3 separate regions of the Homo sapiens genome follow, and regions 1 and 2 are each linked to region 3. Evidence: read pairs that join two places in POLR2A ChIA-PET (ENCODE). Cell type or tissue: HepG2. All regions are shown on one strand. Each heading gives the region's core, and the rest is flanking DNA. Links, peaks and the distances in the headings are about the cores only.

Region 1 (5,833 bases), core at 262-5,261, 66 kb after region 3:
ATGCGATGTAGGACACATTACTTTTATTTATTTATTTATTTATTTATTTTGAGTCAGAGTTTCGCTCTGGTTGCCCAGGCTGGAGCGCGACGGCACGATCTTGGCTCACTGCAACCTCTGCCTCCTGGGTTCAAGCGATTCTCCTGCCTCAGCCTCCTGAGTAGCTGGGATTACAGGCACACACTGTGCCTGGTTAATTTTTGTATTTTTAGTAGAGAAGGGGTGTCACCATGTTGGTCAGGCTGGTCTCAAATTTTTTTTTTTTTTTTTTTTTTTTGAGACAGAGTCTTGCTCTGTTGTCTAGGCTGGAGTGCAGTGGCATCGAACTCTTGACCTCAAGTGATCCACCCGCCTCGGCCTCCCAAAGTGCTTGGATTACAGGCATGAGCCACTGTGCCCGGCGATGTGGGACACATTATCATCTCTGTGAGAGATTTTTGGTCTCTTTTGTCACCGCCCTTCTCTCCCAGCTCCTAGAACTGGGCCTGGCTCACAGTAGGTGCTGAATGCATACTGGTTGAATTGTAAATGCTCAGGATTTGTTTAATTAAGGATGCAGGAAAGGTGATATACCGGTGTGCAGAAGTCAGGATGCATTCCCTGTCCAAATCACAGTGTTCCACTGAGGCAAGGCCCTTGGGAGTGAGGTCGGGAGAGGGGAGGGTGGTGGAGGGGGCTCAGAGACTGGGTTTGTTTTGGGGAGTCTGCACCTATTTGCTGAGTGAATGTATGTGTGTGTGCATTTGAGAGCACACCTCTGTATGATTCGGGTGTGAGTGTGTGTGAGGAAACGTGGGCAGGCGAGGAGTGTTTGGGAGCCAGGTGCAGCTGGGGTGTGAGTGTGTAAGCAAGCAGCTATGAGGCTGGGCATTGCTTCTCCTCCTCTTCTCCAGCTCCCAGCCTTTCTTCCCCGGGACTCCTGGGGCTCCAGGATGCCCCCAAGATCCCCTCCACAAGTGGATAATTTGGGCTGCAGGTTAAGGACAGCTAGAGGGACTCACAGGCCATTCCACCCGCACACCACCAGACCCCCAAATTTCTTTTTTCTTTTTTTTTTTTTTTTTTTTTGAGACAGAGTCTCACTCTGTCGCCAGGCTGCAGTGGCGCGATCTCGGCTCACTGCAACCTCCGCCTCCCAGGTTCAAGCGATTCCCCTTCCTCAGCCTCCCAAGTAGCTGAGACTACAGGCGTGCACCATCACGTCCGGCTAATTTTTTGTATTTTAGTAGAGAGGGGGTTTCACCATGTTGGCTAGGATGGTCTCGATCTCCTGACCTCGTGATCCGCCCACCTAGGCCTCCCAAAGTGCTGAGATTACAGGCGTGAGCCACTGCGCCCGGTCAAGACTCCCAAATTTCAAACTCGCCAGCACCTCCTCCACCTGGGGGAGAAGAGCATAATAACGTCATTTCCTGCCCTGAAAGCAGCCTCGAGGGCCAACAACACCTGCTGTCCGTGTCCATGCCCGGTTGGCCACCCCGTTTCTGGGGGGTGAGCGGGGCTTGGCAGGGCTGCGCGGAGGGCGCGGGGGTGGGGCCCGGGGCGGAGCGGCCCGGGGCGGAGGGCGCGGGCTCCGAGCCGTCCACCTGTGGCTCCGGCTTCCGAAGCGGCTCCGGGGCGGGGGCGGGGCCTCACTCTGCGATATAACTCGGGTCGCGCGGCTCGCGCAGGCCGCCACCGTCGTCCGCAAAGCCTGAGTCCTGTCCTTTCTCTCTCCCCGGACAGCATGAGCTTCACCACTCGCTCCACCTTCTCCACCAACTACCGGTCCCTGGGCTCTGTCCAGGCGCCCAGCTACGGCGCCCGGCCGGTCAGCAGCGCGGCCAGCGTCTATGCAGGCGCTGGGGGCTCTGGTTCCCGGATCTCCGTGTCCCGCTCCACCAGCTTCAGGGGCGGCATGGGGTCCGGGGGCCTGGCCACCGGGATAGCCGGGGGTCTGGCAGGAATGGGAGGCATCCAGAACGAGAAGGAGACCATGCAAAGCCTGAACGACCGCCTGGCCTCTTACCTGGACAGAGTGAGGAGCCTGGAGACCGAGAACCGGAGGCTGGAGAGCAAAATCCGGGAGCACTTGGAGAAGAAGGGACCCCAGGTCAGAGACTGGAGCCATTACTTCAAGATCATCGAGGACCTGAGGGCTCAGGTAAGGGGTAGGAGGGACCTCAACTCCCAGCCTTGTCTGACCCTCCAATTATACACTCCTTTGCCTCTTTCCGTCATTCCATAACCACCCAACCCCTACTCCACCGGGAGGGGGTTGGGCATACCTGGATTTCCATCCGCGCACCTAGCCACAGGGTCCCTAAGAGCAGCAGCTAGGCATGGGAGGGCTCTTTCCCAGGAGAGAGGGGGAAGGGGACAGGGTTGAGAGCTTTACAGAGGAAGTGGACAGCATGGAGGGAGGTAAGGAAAGGCCTGTAAAGAGGAGGAGACACTGGCTCTGGCGGAATGGGGACTATTGGAGGGTTAAGCGGATGTGGCTAAGGCTGAGTCATCTAGGAGTAAACAAGAGGCCTTCCTTTGGGAGGAGCCAATCCAGGGTGTAGGGGGCCCAGAGTGACCAGGTGCACTAGGGAAAAAATGCCAGGAGAGGGCCAGGAAGAGGACTTGTTAGTAGCGACTCACTTCTGGGCAGGCAGGCCAGCCAGCTAGCCAGCCTGCTGAGGCTTCCCAAGAGGGGCAGAGTGCTGGGATCTGGGAATCCAGGAAAGGAGGGAATGGGGTGGGGCTAGATGAAAAGGGATAGGTGTCCAGGGAGAGCCTCTGGCTATTCCTGGGACCAGGAAGTTTTCACTAGGATACATAACACTTTTTACACACTCACCCCACCCATCCCTGGCTTTCTATTCATGGAACAACCTCTCTCTACAATCCCTCCAGATCTTCGCAAATACTGTGGACAATGCCCGCATCGTTCTGCAGATTGACAATGCCCGTCTTGCTGCTGATGACTTTAGAGTCAAGTAAGTTTGGGGGCTAGAGAGCTGGGGGTCCAGGGGTGGAGCTAAGAAGGATCTGCTCCCCAGGCTGGGTCAGTTAGGGGCTCACAGTGGGATCCTGTTAGGTGTGGGTGGATGAGAGTCAGGGTCCATCAGTGTATTCATTTAACTGTTCATTTGTATAACCCCGTTTAAGAATACTGTCCTCCAAGTGCCAAGAATGGTGCTCAGGGGATTACCACCTAATTGCTGACTCAAGTTGCTGGTTTGCAATGGGCACAGAACTTCTCTTAGTAGGTGGCATGAGTTGAGAAGGTTCTGGATCAGAGATAGGGGCCCCTCTGATCACCTCCACTCCTATAGGTATGAGACAGAGCTGGCCATGCGCCAGTCTGTGGAGAACGACATCCATGGGCTCCGCAAGGTCATTGATGACACCAATATCACACGACTGCAGCTGGAGACAGAGATCGAGGCTCTCAAGGAGGAGCTGCTCTTCATGAAGAAGAACCACGAAGAGGCAAGCAGGGGCCACTGGCCAGGCCAGGGATTGAGGGGCCAAGAGAAGTCTGGGTCGGAGAATAGACAAGACAAACCAACTGCAAGTAGCCTTGCTAAGACGTTTAGAAATAGCAGCCTGGGCTCTTCTTAAATAAGACCGTTCTGATGAAGAGCATTCTCAGGGGGTCGAGTACACCCTGGCTCACCTGAATTACAGGTCAAAATGATATGGGTTAGAAAATGAGATGAGAACAGAAGTAGAAGCAGCTAACACTAGGAGCTGGGGGTGATAAAGGAATGACAGCAGATGGAGTTGGCAGCGCTTCCTAAAAGATGGTAGAAGGAGCAGGTTTGTGAAGGGGAGGGTGGATAAAGGAACAGGGTGAAGTTACAGAGAAACCATCAGTGAGTGGGTGGCATTTCTACCCACTGGAGTAGAAAGGCCAGAACTGGCATTGCCCTGAGTGCAAGCCAAGGGGTTCCTCCTGTCTCTTCTCCAACTGTAGGCCTCCTAGAAGAGGCAATCACAGAAGAAAGGCCTTGTTGGAGCTCTGACCCTGAACCCTCCTCACTTTTGCCCCTGTCACCTTTAGGAAGTAAAAGGCCTACAAGCCCAGATTGCCAGCTCTGGGTTGACCGTGGAGGTAGATGCCCCCAAATCTCAGGACCTCGCCAAGATCATGGCAGACATCCGGGCCCAATATGACGAGCTGGCTCGGAAGAACCGAGAGGAGCTAGACAAGTACTGGTCTCAGCAGGTGCGTGAGGGGAGGGGATGGCTGCCAAGGTGTGGGAGGGAGGCAGACGGAATGAGGGGCCTGATGGACTGTCCCCATCCTGCAGATTGAGGAGAGCACCACAGTGGTCACCACACAGTCTGCTGAGGTTGGAGCTGCTGAGACGACGCTCACAGAGCTGAGACGTACAGTCCAGTCCTTGGAGATCGACCTGGACTCCATGAGAAATCTGGTGAGTGCCTTCACATCACCTGCCCAGCTCCTCCTTCACTTGGCCTCAGACCCAACCCTGTCTCAACCCAAATCCTATCCCTCATATCATGAGTTCCTTTAGCTCAGAAAGAGTCAGTTTCCTCTTTGCATTTCCCTCCACTCCTATCCCTTATCCCAGTACTTGGCACATAGCAGGTGCCCAAAAAAGTTTCCAAAAGTGAAGGGATGAGCAGTCCTGGGACTCTGGGCTCACCCTGCCCCTCCTCTCTGTGCCCCTGCAGAAGGCCAGCTTGGAGAACAGCCTGAGGGAGGTGGAGGCCCGCTACGCCCTACAGATGGAGCAGCTCAACGGGATCCTGCTGCACCTTGAGTCAGAGCTGGCACAGACCCGGGCAGAGGGACAGCGCCAGGCCCAGGAGTATGAGGCCCTGCTGAACATCAAGGTCAAGCTGGAGGCTGAGATCGCCACCTACCGCCGCCTGCTGGAAGATGGCGAGGACTTTAAGTGAGTGGGGCTCTCCTACCCACACGTGCTGGGATCAGGAGATCACTTCTCCCCAAAGTCTGAGCTTTTGGAAGCACCCCATGTGTCTGTTCACTGGTATCCACTGAGCACTGGGCCGTTGCTCCGTGGGTGCTCCTGTGTCTTCAAGGGAGTAACAGTTACAGAGGTCTCCCCCTTGAAGAAAGCAAACTAAGTATTGTCCCTAGCTGTACTTAGTATGCAAATGAAGTTTGGCCTTGAGTTTCCCTTTTCTGGAGGAAGAGGCTGAGGGTGATTTGGAGATAAAGGTAGAGGTCAGGAGGCTTTTTCCCTCTACCTTTCTTGTCTCCCTTCTACTCCACGGGGCTGTTTATAACTTGGGCTTGGTCTTCTGTTACAGTCTTGGTGATGCCTTGGACAGCAGCAACTCCATGCAAACCATCCAAAAGACCACCACCCGCCGGATAGTGGATGGCAAAGTGGTGTCTGAGACCAATGACACCAAAGTTCTGAGGCATTAAGCCAGCAGAAGCAGGGTACCCTTTGGGGAGCAGGAGGCCAATAAAAAGTTCAGAGTTCATTGGATGTCACTTTGTCTTCTTTTGGCTGTTTTCATTGTGCACAAATGCCCTAACCCAACAGTCCCATCCCTGATCCAGCAGAAACCACCTCTGACCCCTGAGGGTTTCATATAGATTGGGGTGTAGAAGGAAGAGGGATCTGTATTCTTGGAAACACTTCTGAGAGACAGAGGAGGGAGCAGTAGATGTGATGGGTCACAGGCTGTGGGGATCCCTACAAGGGAATTGTGGAATCTTTGCCTTGAAGCGATCTGGTGTTCAAAAGGTCCCTGACTGATCATTAGCAGAAATCTGAACCAGAGGAGGAAATTAGGCCAAAGACAGAGGACAGAGGAGACAGGGAGACACATCTGGCCCTCCCCTACCCTGCTGCTTTAT
Region 2 (5,833 bases), core at 560-5,559, 110 kb after region 3:
AAAAAACAGGTTTAGGCTGGGTGCAGTGGCTCACACCTGTAATCCCAGCACTCTGAGAGACCAAGGCAGAAGGATCACTTGAGGCCAGGAGTTTGAGATCAGCCTGGGCAACATAGCAAGACACCCATCTATACAAAAAATTTTAGAAGTTAACTGGGTGTGGTGGTGCATGCCTGTAGTCCAGCTACTCAGGAGGCTGAGGCAGGAGGATTGCTTGAGCCCAGGAGTTCAAGGTTGCAGTAAGCCATGATTGCACCACTGCACCCTAGTGTGGGCAACAGAGCAAGACTCTGACTCTAAAAAACAACAAAAACTGCTGGACGTGGTGGCTCATGCCTGTAATCCCAGCACTTTAGGAGGACGAGGTAAGTGGATCACCTGAGGTCAGGAGTTTGTGACCAGCCTGACCAACATGGCGAAACCCCATTGCTACTAGAAATACAAAAATTAGCCAGGCATGGTGGTACACACCTGTAGTCTCAGCTACTCAGGAGGCTGAGGCAGGAGAATTGCTTGAACCCAGGAGGTGGAGGTTGCAGTGAGCCAAGGTCGCACCACTTCACCTCAGCCTGGGCAACAGAGCGAGACTCCGTCTCAAAAAAAAAACACACACACACACACACACAAAAACAAACAACAAAAAAAAACCAAAACAGAAATGAGGTTTACATGTTACAAGGCCCTGAAGAAGAGGAAAAAAACTGTGTATAAAATACCACCTGGATAAAATAAGCCAAATACACAACTAAATGGGAGACCAGGCCAACAGGATGTCTTGGGAAGATGTCTTGAAGTAGGAGGGGCTTCTCCTGCAAAGGATTTGGCAAGACTAAGAGGGAGCAGGCATTCCAGATGAAGAGAATGATGAGTAACATGGAAAAGCCCAGCGTCCGCTCCGGGCCAGGCAGAAGTTGAGGTGACAGATATAGTAGGAAAAGCAAGCTGAGGGCAGTTCATGCAGAGCTTTCAATGCTGGAGAGTAGGGCCTTGGAAAGAGATGTGGTGACACAGTAAGAGCGCTCTTTCAGGGAGATTTATCCAGGAACTATGTGCTAGGTGGATGGGCGGAGATGAACTCAAGTGGGACAATTCCTGAAGCAGCACAGAGGGGAAAGGAAAGTCATAGTTAGAGCGGAGTTCATGGGGACGGAGGAGAAGGGAAGGATAGGAACCCCTACCACCTTCTCCCTTGCTCACCAAGTTCCAGCCACAACAGTCTCCTTGGGCCGCAAACATGCCAAGCACCACCTCAGGGTCCTCGCCTGCCAAGAACACACTTTGCCTTTGCAACACTCTTCCCCAGATATCACTAGGCCTTGCTCTCACATTTCTACTTCCTTCACCTCTACTTCAGTCCCTCTGGCACTTGACAACTAAATATAAAATACAACTCTTCCCCCATGGCGTATTCTCTAGCTCTCTGGCTTTCTATTTCTCCATGGCACTTATCATCATCTGACCTATTATACATATATATATATATAATTATTATTTATTTATTTTTTTGAGATGGAGTCTCACTCTGTCACCCAGATTGGAGTGCAGTGGCATGATCTCGGCTCACTGCAACCTGTACCTCCTGGGTTCAAGCAATTCTCCTGCCTCAGCCTCCCGAGTACTGGGATAACAGGCGCCCACCACCACGCCTGGCTAATTTTTGTATTTTAGTAGAGACAGGGTTTCACCACGTTGGCCAGGCTGGTCTCAAACTCCTGACCTCAGGTGATCCACCCGCCTTGGCCTCCCAAAGTGTTGGGATTACAGGCATGAGCCACCGTGCCCAGCCAACCTATTATATATTTGTTTGTCTGTTCATGCCCAATATAATGTAAGCTCCGTGAGGATACAGACTTTTTTTAGTTTGTCATTGTCTATTCAGTGCCTAGAACAGGGCACATGGTAGGGAGTCAATGAATAATTGGCTTGGTTTTGGATGGAGAGATTAATATGATACCAAGGGTTTGAGACTATGACTTGGAAGATAGTAGTACCATTAACAGCAATAGGGAAGCTGGAATAGAAAGATGAACCTTTCCACTTGAGACATGTTGAATGTGAAATGTGTAAGAGATGAACTGAAAACTCAGGACTAGTTCAGGGCAAACCCACAGGGCAGTGGAAGGCAGACTCCAAATCTCCAAAGAGTAAAAAACTGAGGGAAAAACGTTTAATCAGAGGAGCAAGACTGTCAGGTCCAAAGGGCAATGTAAGGCCATAACTGGGAAAGTAAATTACTGGGTCAGAAGCTAATAAAGAAATGTCAATGTTGAATAGGAAATGTGTGAAGAAAAGGAGATAGAGTCAAGCCATGAGAAAGAATCATTAGAGCCAAGAACAGTGGCATATGCCTATTGTTCTAGCTACTTGGAAGGCTGAGGCTAGAGGATTGCTTGAGCCCAGGAGCTCAGCCTGGGCAACATAGCAAGACCCAGCTCTTAAAAAAGAAAAGAAAAGGCCAGGCGCGGTGGCTCACACCTGTAATCCCAGCACTTTGGGAGGCCGAGGCAGGCAGATCACGAGGTCAAGAGATCAAGACCATCCTGGCCGACAAGGTGAAACTCCATCTCTACTAAAAATACAAAAATTACCTGGGCATACTGGCAGGCACCTGTAATCCCAGCTACTTGGGAGGCTGAGGCAGGAGAATCACTTGAACCCGGGAGGCAGAGATTGCAGTGAGCTGAGATCGTGCCACTGCACTCTAGCCTGGCGACACAGCAAGACTCCATCTCAAAAAAAAAAAAAGAAAGAAAGAAAGAAAAAGGAAAGAAGGAGCCATTAGGCCCCTAACAGTGTGTACTTATGCTGTTGGGGGACAGGTAGGACTGACAGCTTAAAGAACATTCTGAGGCTGGGCACGGTGGCTCATGCCTGTAATCCCTGCACTTTGGGAGGCTGAGGTGGGCAGATCACCTGAGGTCAGCAGTTTGAGACCAGCCTGGTCAACATGGCAAAACCCTGTCTGTCTCTACTAAAAATACAAAAATTAGCCGGGCATGGTGGTGGGCACATGTAATGCCAGCTGCTTGGGGGAAGCTGAGGTTTGAGAATCACTTGAACCCAGGAGGTGGAGGTTGCAGTGGGCCGAGATCACGCCACTGCACTCCAGCGTGAGGGATAGAGTGAGACTCTGTCTCAAAAAAAAAAAAAAAAAAGAACATGCTGGGGCTACACTCCAGCATTTAAGCTAAAGCTAGAAATACATGGTTGAAAGGTTGAAGGCATTCACTGAGCTCACCAGGAGCTTTGACACAAAGATAGGGTCTTTGCCCCCATCTGAACAGGAGTGACAACAGAAGCTTTGGGAATTGATAAGTCACTAAGGAAAACAGGGCAGGGCACAAGTTGCAACTGGTGGCCCATGGGCTAAATTGGCCCCAGGTGTGCTTTATTTGGGCTACACAGGGTTGTGATTTTTTGAATTAACTATCCACTTTTAAATGTTGGACTATTTCACCAAAAAAAAATCCATATATCTAGTTTATCTTGAAAAACTGGAAGATCTGGTAACGTTGGGCCCTATTTCAGTTGACAATGAGAGTCAGGGTTGAGTTGTGACTGTCACCTTTAAAGAAAGTACATAGAGTAGGCTAGGCGACAATGACAAAATATCAGCAACTTAACACAATGAAGATTTGTTTCTTGTTCGAGCAAAGTCCAGGGTGAATCAGGCAACTCTCCAGGGTAGCTTTCTTCCTTGCAATGACTCAGGGATCCAGGCTGCACATATCTCATGACTCTGCTATTCCAATTTACGCTCTGGATGATCCCTTCAGGGAGCCGGAGCTGAAGGGCTGCTTTGTGGCACTTACATGCTTCCAACACAAAGTGAAATGGTACTTGAACTAACCGTCCATTTGCTGAAACTAGTCCCAGGACCCTCATCAGGGGCCTGAGAAACGTGGGGCAGCTCATGGATATTGGGTGAGCAGTAAATGTTTCTGCCACATGGAACATGTGCTCTGCAGTTTGCCACATGCTTGCCAGGCTGCTTAAATCATTCACATCATCTACCTGGCTCCTGGAGACACTGGCATTTGCAGCCTTTGGTACAAAAAGAGAGGAGTGCTGAGGAGAGAACCTTGTGGAATGCCACCAGGGAGCAGCCATCACAACAGAACCCTACACTAGCCCAGTGTTTCATGCCAAGGTTCTGTCTGTAAGTGACAGAACCTACCCCTGGGAGGTGACCTGGCTATATCTTTCATATCTCCTGGTCACACTGCTGAGGGGGTGCCTGCTGCTTCTCCACAGATGAAGATTCAAAATGTTCTTGTGTTACAACCTTTGCATATTTCAAATTCCTTAGAGTCAAAAAGGCTATTCTGAATTCTACCTACTTTCCTTCCCCCTATATTGCATTTCTTCTCTTTACTCTTGCTCTGCATAGCTCCTAAAGACTGAACTGGAGCAAAAACCTGCACAGTAGGCTCTGGATAGTACCAGTTCCCATGTAAAATGTTCAGGAAGACCAATTTATGTGATTTTCCTGAAAAGTGTTTGTTTGTTTGTTTGTTTGTTTGTTTGAGACGGAATCTCACTCTGTCGCCCAGGCTGGAGTGCAGTGGCGTGATCTCGGCTCACTGCAAGCTCCAACTCCCGGGTTCACACCAGTCTCCTGCCTCAGCCTCCCGAGTAGCTGGGACTACAGGTGCCCACCACCACACCCAGCCAATTTTTTGTATTTTTAGTAGAGACGGGGTTTCACCGTGTTAGCCAGGATGGTCTCGATCTCCTGACCTCGTGATCCGCCCGCCTTAGCCTCCCAAAGTGCTGGGATTACAGGCGTGAGCCACCGCACCCGGCCTTATTTATTTATTTATTTATTTATTTATTTATTTATTTATTTGAGATGGAGTCTTGCTCTGTCGCCCAGGCTGGTGTGCAGTGGTGCAATCTCGGCTCACTGCAACCTCCACCTCCCGGGTTCAAGAGATTCTCCAGCCTCAGCCTCCTGAGTAGCTGGGACTACAGGCGAGCATCACCATGCCTGGCTAATTTTTGTATTTTTTAGTAAAGACGGGGTTTCACCATATTGGCCAGGATGGGCTTGAACTCCTAACCTCATGATCCGCCCACCTTGGCCTCTCAAAGTGCTGGGATTACAGGCATGAGCCACTGCACCCGGTCTTCTTTTTAATTTATTTATTTTTTAACTTTTTTTTTTTTTTTTTTTTGAGATGGAGTCTTACTCTGTCACCCAGGCTGGAGTGCAGTGGAGGAATCTCGGCTCACTGCAACCTCCACCTGCTGGGTTCAAGCAATTCTCCTGCCTCAGCCTCCTGAGTAACTGGGATTACAGGTGCCCGCCACCATGCCCGGATAATTTTTGTATTTTTTCAGCAGAGACGGGGTTTCGCTATGTTGGTCAGGCTAGTCTCGAACTCCTAACCTCATGATCCGCCCACCTTGGCCTCCCAAAGTGCTGGGATTACAGGTGTGAGCCACCACGCCCAGCCTTCTTTTCATTCATTTATTTGTTTGTTTGTTTGTTTGTTTTTGAGACAGGGTCTTCCTGTCACCCAGGTTGGAGTGCAGTGGCAATCACAGCTCAGTGCAATCTCGAACTCCCGGGCTCAAGTGACCCACCCACCTCAGCTTCCTGAGTAGCTGGGACTATGGGCACACACCACCACGCCCAGCTATTTTTTTTTTTTTTTTTTTTTTTTTTGTAGAAATAGGATTTCACCATGTTGCCCATGGCTGGTCTCCAATACCTGGGCTCAAGGGATCATCCTGCCTCGGCCTTCCAAAGTGTTGGGATTATAGGCATGAGCCACCACGCCTGGCCCAGTTCCCACTATGTTTTAGCTATAGTTGTATGTATTACATT
Region 3 (5,833 bases), core at 272-5,271:
CCCTGGCCGTTTTTTCTAAACATTTGAATTAGTTGCCAACATTTAAAAATCAGAGGCATATGCAGGAGGATCACTTGAGCCCAGAAGGTCGAGGCTGCAGTGAGCTATGATGGCAACCACTGCACTCCAGCCTGGCAACACAGCAAGACTCTGTCTCTAAAAAAAATAAATAAATAAAATAAAATAAAATGAAAATAAAGAGATTTCATGTAAAAATCCAAATTTCTAATTTATTTTGCAAAGTTGAAAATTCTGGCCACTCTGGAACCACATTCCCAGGTGGCTATGATTGGCAGAGGGTGAGTAAAGAGGCTGCCTCAGATCTGATCCCAACATTTGAGGAACCAGGAAAAGGTGCAAAAGGAGAGCCATAGTTCCCAGCTCTTCTCACCTCAGCTCCTTCCTGCAGGCCAGGGGCCTGGCACACAAGTCTGTGGATGCCCCAGCTGCTCTTCCAAGTGCTATCTGTACTAGGCCAATAGAAATATGTAAGTAACCATCCTGGCTAACATGGTGAAACCCCGTCTCTACTAAAAACACAGAAAATTAGCTGGCTGGCCATGGTGGCTCACGCCTATGATCCCAGCACTTTGGGAGGCCAAGGCAGGCGGATCACGAGGTCAGGAGTTCGAGACCAGCCTGGCCAACATGGTGAAACCCCGTCTCTACTAAAAATACAAAAATTAGCTGGGCGTAGTGGTGGGCACTTCTAATCCCAGCTACTCCGGAGGCTGAGGCAGGAGAATCGTTTGAACCCAAGAGGCAGAGGTTGCAGTGAGCTGAGATCATGTCATTGCGCTCCAGCCTAGGCGGGGCGAGACTCTGTCTCAAAAAAAAAAAAATTAGCCAGGCGTGGTGGCATGTGCCTATAGTCCTAGCTACTCAGGAGACTGAGGCAGGAGAACCTCTTGAACCCGTAAGGTGGAGGTTGCAGTGAGCCGAGATTGTGCCACTGCACTCCAGCCTGGGCAACAGGGTAAGACTCCATCTCAAAAAAAAAAAAAAAAAAGAAATATATAAGTAAATTAAATACAAATGGAAGCCACTTATGGAACTTTCTAGTAAACACATTTTAAAAAGTAGGTGAAATTAATTTTAATAATATATTTTATTTAACCCAATATACTCCAAATATCATTTCAATATGTAATTAATATAAAAAATTAATAATATGATATTTTACATTCTTTTTCCCTTATATTAAGCCTTCAAGATTGAGTGTACAATTTATATTCTCAAAACATCTCAATTCGGATTAGCTGCATTTCAAGTCACGTAGCCATATGTGACTAGTGGCAACCTTACTGGACAGTGCAGATCTAGACACCCCTAATTCTCACCCCAGCTGCCCCAGGACTAATAGTATGCAGGAAGTGGGGCATGGGGAAGAAGTCCAAGCAGCTCCTGGAAGAATGCTTAGGCCATTTGGACAGGACTTCAGGACACAGGCCCTTTCTGGGCATGTGCACTCCCTGGACCCCTCGGATTTCTCACCCGGGGGGAAGAGCAAAGCCAGAGGAGAAACAGAAAATTAAACCACACTTGTGTCTACATTTCAATCTATGTGAGAGAATAAGAGCCCCATATGCTTCAAAAAAAGTAAGGCAGGCTGGGCGCGGTGGCTCACACCTGTAATCCCAGCACTTTGGGAGGCCAAGGCGGGTGGATCCCCTGAGGTCAGGAGTTCGAGACCAGCCTGACCAATATGGTGAAACCCCATCTCTACTAAAATGACAAAAATTAGCCGGGTATGTTGGCATGCGCCTGTAGTCCCAGCTACTTCAGAGGCTAAGGCAGGAGAATTGCTTGAACCTGGGAGGCGGAGGTTGCAGTGAGCCAAGATCACACCACTGCACTCTAGCCTGGGTGACAGAGTGACAGTCCGTCAAAAAAAAAAAAAAAAAGTAAGGCAAAGCATAATTCTTTGTGAACACAAGGAATATACCAAAGTTTCAATGAGCAAACAGCATTATGTGTCTGTCTACATTTTCTTTTTTTTTTTTTTTTTTTTTGGGAGATGGAGTCTCACTCTGTCACCCAGGCTGGAGTGCAGTGGTGTGATCTCAGCTCCCTGCAACCTCCACCTCCTGGGTTCAAGCGATTCTCCTGCCTCAGCCTCCCTAGTAGCTGGGATTACAGGTGCACGCCACCACACCTGGCTAATTTTTTGTATTTTTAGTAGAGATGGGGTTTCACCATTTTGGCCAGGCTGGTCTCGAACTCCTGACTTCTTGATCCTCCTGCCTTGGCCTCCCAAAGTGCTGGGATTACAGGCGTGAGCCACCATGCCCAGCATAATGTCTGTCTGCATTTTCTTATAGACTTACTTTGTTCTTTTACCTTAGCTGCCTGCCCCCATTGGCATTTAAGATTTTTATTCCCTTGGCCAAAAAATAAATAAATAAATAAATAAATAAATAAATAATAAAAAACCAAGGTCTTATATTCTGTCAACTTTTAACAATGAGAGTCAGAAATATGCCTAAGTATTGATGTTATCTGAGCATTAAGTTTGAGGATAGGCCAGGGCATGGTGGCTCATACCTGTAATCCCACACTTCTGGAGGCCGAGATGGGCGGATCACTTGAGCTCAAGAGTTCGAGACCAACCTGGGCAACATGGTGAAACCCTGTCTCTACCAAAACTACAAAAAATTAACTTGTTGTGGTGGCATGCACCTGTAATGCCAGCTACTTGGGGGGATGAGATGGGAGGATTGCCTGAGCCCAGGAGGTAGAGGCTGCAGTGAGCTGAGACTGAGCCACTGCACTCCAGCCTGGATGAAAAAGTGAGACCCTGTTTCTAAAACAAAAAAACAAAAGTTAGAGGCTAGCCACCCAGATGGCCTCCCAGAAAAGACAGACTTCAAAGGAATGGAGTCAGTGTTCCCAGGGTTTTACTTCTATAGGCAGAAACAGGGAAGTCTAACAGAGTTCCACATTTTCCATACAAAGCCCGTGCATAGGTCACACCGATTTGATTGATTACAGCTTGCTACATTCCAGAGAAGATTGCGTTAACATTCCATGAGGAGGGGTAATGATCTGAGGGAGTCTTATCTCTGACACTATTTGGTTATTTCTAATCTTTTACAGGAAAAGGAGGAAGTCACAGCTGCATGTGTGTGGCACGGGCCACATAGTTATCCTCCACTCAAGGCTCAAAATAATTTAAGTTCCAACACCTTTAAGTTTGAATTATTTAATTTCACAAGTCTTACTGTTTTAATAAATACCCAAAAGTAGACGGAGCTGGAAGGAAATGTAGTGTCAGGGGACCACCTGGAAGCCAGGAGACGGTGGCACTGCGGGGTGTTTGGCTGGACACTCCCCACAATGCCCTCCAGGGGGCGCCAGGAGCCTGGATAAAGAGACCCGCAGGAGCAAAGGTGGTGACTGTCCCTCTCCACCCCAAGGCAGGCCCAACTAGCATGGTCCCACTCGGGTCCTCTCCTCCAAGCCTGCAAGTTTCTCCTAAGTTAGAAGCATCTGGGCAGGAAAAATAATCTGGAAAAAGCTCAGGTTTAGAGCCCTTTGTTCTGATCCATGCGGCCACCAAATAGCTAGGCAACCCTGAGAGTCTGCCCCTCCGGGGCCTATAAAATGGGGTTTTAATCGGCCTCACAGGGCACATGTGTGGATCAAACAAGGCAGAGCCTTCCTGAGTGCTTTGGAAACTGAAACCCAATACAGACATGAGGAGGAAAACCTGAATGGAGCTCTTTCCTGGCTGGAACCATGGAGGTGTCCTGGAAAAACCTGAGCTTTTTTCCATATTATTTTGCCTGCCTGAGAAAGAAGTTTGCCCAAACGATACTTCAAAAGGCAAGGAGAGCCAAGCTCAGTGACTCACACCTGTAATCCCAGCACTTTGGGAGGGCCGATCACCTGAGGTCAGGAGTTCAAGACCAGCCTAGCCAACATGGAGAAACCTCATCTCTACTAAAAATACAAAAATTAGCCGGGCGTGGTAGCAGGCACCTGTGATCCCAGCTACTCGGGAGGCTGAGGCATGAGAATTGCCTGAACTCAGGAGGCAGAAGTTGCAGTAAGCCAAGAGCACACCATTCATTGCACTCTAGCCTGGAAAACAAGAGCAAAACTCTGTCTCAAAAAAAAAAAAGAAAGAAAGAAAGGCGAGGAGGAAGCTTATCTATGGAAAAGTGAAGCACTATCACAAGGAATATAGGCAGATAGATAGAACTGAGATTCAACTGGCTCAGATGGCAAGCAAAGCTGGCAACCTCTATGTACCTGCAGAACCCAACCAAGTTGGCGGTCATCAGAATCAGAGGTATCAATGTGTGAGCCCACAGGACCAAAAGGTATTGCAACTTTTTCACCTTTGTCAAATCTTCAATGGAAGCTTTGTGAAGCTCAACAAGGCTTCCACTAACATGCTGAGGATTGTAGAACCATATATTGCATGGGGGTACCCAAATATGAAGTCAGTAAATGAACTAATCTGTAAGTGTGGTTATGACAAAATTAATAAGAAGTGAGCTGCCTTGACAGAGAACACTTTGATTGCTTGACCTCTTGGTAAATACAGCATCATCTGCATGGAGGTTCTGATTCATGAGATCTATACTGTTGGAAAACTCTTCAAAAAAGCAAATAACTTCCTGTGGCCCTTCAAATTATCCTCTCCATGAGGTGGAATGAAGAAAAAGACCACCCATTTTGTAGAAAATGAATGTTGGCAACAGGGAAGACTACATCAATAGGCTTATTAGAAGGATGAACTAAGGGTCCACCATAATTTTTTTTTTTTTTTTGAGATAGAGTCTCACTCTGCTGCCCAGGCTGGAGTGTAGTGGCATGGTCTCGGCTCACTGCAACCTCTGCCTCCTGGGTTCAAGCGATTCTCCTGCCTCAGCCTCCTGAGTAGCTGCCACTACACCTGCCACTACACCCAACTAATTTTTTGTATTTTTAGTAGAGACGAGGCTGGTCTCAAACTCCTGACCTTGTAATCCGCCCACCTCGGCCTCCCAAAGTGCTGGAATTACAGGCATGAGCCACTGTGCCCGGCTACCTTGATTATTTTTCTAATCTGGTCAATTAATAAACAGTTCCTGCTTTCAAAATGAAAAAAAGAAAAAGAAAACCTGAATAGAGGTTATGGAAAGTGAATGTGCTGCCCTGGGGTGGGTGAGGGACACAGAAGGGGTCAGAGAGATAGTTCATCTCGAAGGGGATCCTAAGGGAAAGAGCATGCATCTTTATTTATAGTTTGCAAAACATCTTTACGTGCATCACCTTAATAAACATTACTGCCTTTAATCCTCATGAACACACTGCAATCTGATTGTCCCCATTTCACTGGCAGCAAACTGAAGTTCAGAGCAGGGAGGCAACATCCTCAGGGTCATAGATCCTGTGTGACTGGCAGAGCCAGGGTGCCCACCTAGGTCTTCTGCCCCCTCACCCAGGGCTTATCCCACTGTGCTGACTTTAATCATGTGTCCCTTGCAGAGGATGCCAGGGCCCATCTTCCTGAAACTGCTTCCATCAACTCCCTTCCTTATTCCCCATGCCTCAAGAAAAACAAAAAAAGAAAAACAGTCCAGGCAAGGTGGCTCACACCTATAATCCCAGCACCTTGGGAGGCTGAGGTGGGTGGAGTACCTGAGGTCAGGAGTTCAAGACCAGCCTGGCCAACATGGTGAAACCCCATCTCTACTAAAAATACAAAAATTAGCCAGGTGTTGTGGCGCGCACATGTAATCCTAGATACTGGTGAGGCTGAGGCACAAGAATTGCTTGAACCTGGGAGGCAGAGGTTGCAGTGAGCTCAGATCGTGCCACTGCACTCTAGCCTGGGCAACAG

Evidence for each region. Peaks named below come from ENCODE experiments on the same cell type or tissue, not always from the same donor. Only the 100,000 strongest peaks of a DNase experiment are listed, where the experiment ranks them.
Region 1: POLR2A ChIA-PET joins it to region 3 with 17 read pairs; 19 of 35 experiments call an interaction of 5 or more read pairs at or near these places.
Region 2: POLR2A ChIA-PET joins it to region 3 with 20 read pairs; 24 of 35 experiments call an interaction of 5 or more read pairs at or near these places.

The regions. Positions count from the first base shown.
Region 1 is chr12:52,947,448-52,953,280 of GRCh38, forward strand. It overlaps KRT18 (keratin 18), which reads left to right and starts at 1,671. Exons shown (of 7, transcript NM_000224.3): 1 at 1,671-2,143; 2 at 2,881-2,963; 3 at 3,303-3,459; 4 at 4,034-4,198; 5 at 4,284-4,409; 6 at 4,672-4,895; 7 at 5,275-5,459. The coding sequence starts at 1,727. The coding sequence ends at 5,395. It also overlaps a transcript of KRT8 not described here. RefSeq lists silencers at 318-612, 1,370-1,489, 1,500-1,579, 1,620-1,669, 2,331-2,354 and 2 more, enhancers at 1,003-1,377, 1,066-1,659, 1,660-2,253, 2,077-3,276, 2,188-2,842 and 1 more, promoters at 1,259-1,338, 1,259-1,269, 1,347-1,429, 1,639-1,700 and cis regulatory regions at 1,347-1,429, 4,698-4,878, 4,736-4,769. In HepG2, for the core only: a CTCF peak has its summit at 4,911 (motif pointing left); DNase peaks (open chromatin) are centred at 1,484 and 2,494; H3K4me3 peaks cover 2,444 bases; H3K27me3 peaks cover 235 bases.
Region 2 is chr12:52,989,544-52,995,376 of GRCh38, forward strand. No RefSeq gene overlaps it. Among named protein-coding and RNA genes, the nearest start is that of EIF4B, 14 kb to the right of the region's middle. In HepG2, for the core only: no CTCF peak of the experiment used is centred there; DNase peaks (open chromatin) are centred at 3,268, 3,668 and 4,111; H3K4me3 peaks cover 312 bases.
Region 3 is chr12:52,881,640-52,887,472 of GRCh38, forward strand. It overlaps the pseudogene RPL7P41. Among named protein-coding and RNA genes, the nearest start is that of MIR9898, 14 kb to the right of the region's middle. RefSeq lists a silencer at 3,166-3,460. In HepG2, for the core only: a CTCF peak has its summit at 3,354 (motif pointing right); DNase peaks (open chromatin) are centred at 2,992 and 3,332; H3K4me3 peaks cover 425 bases.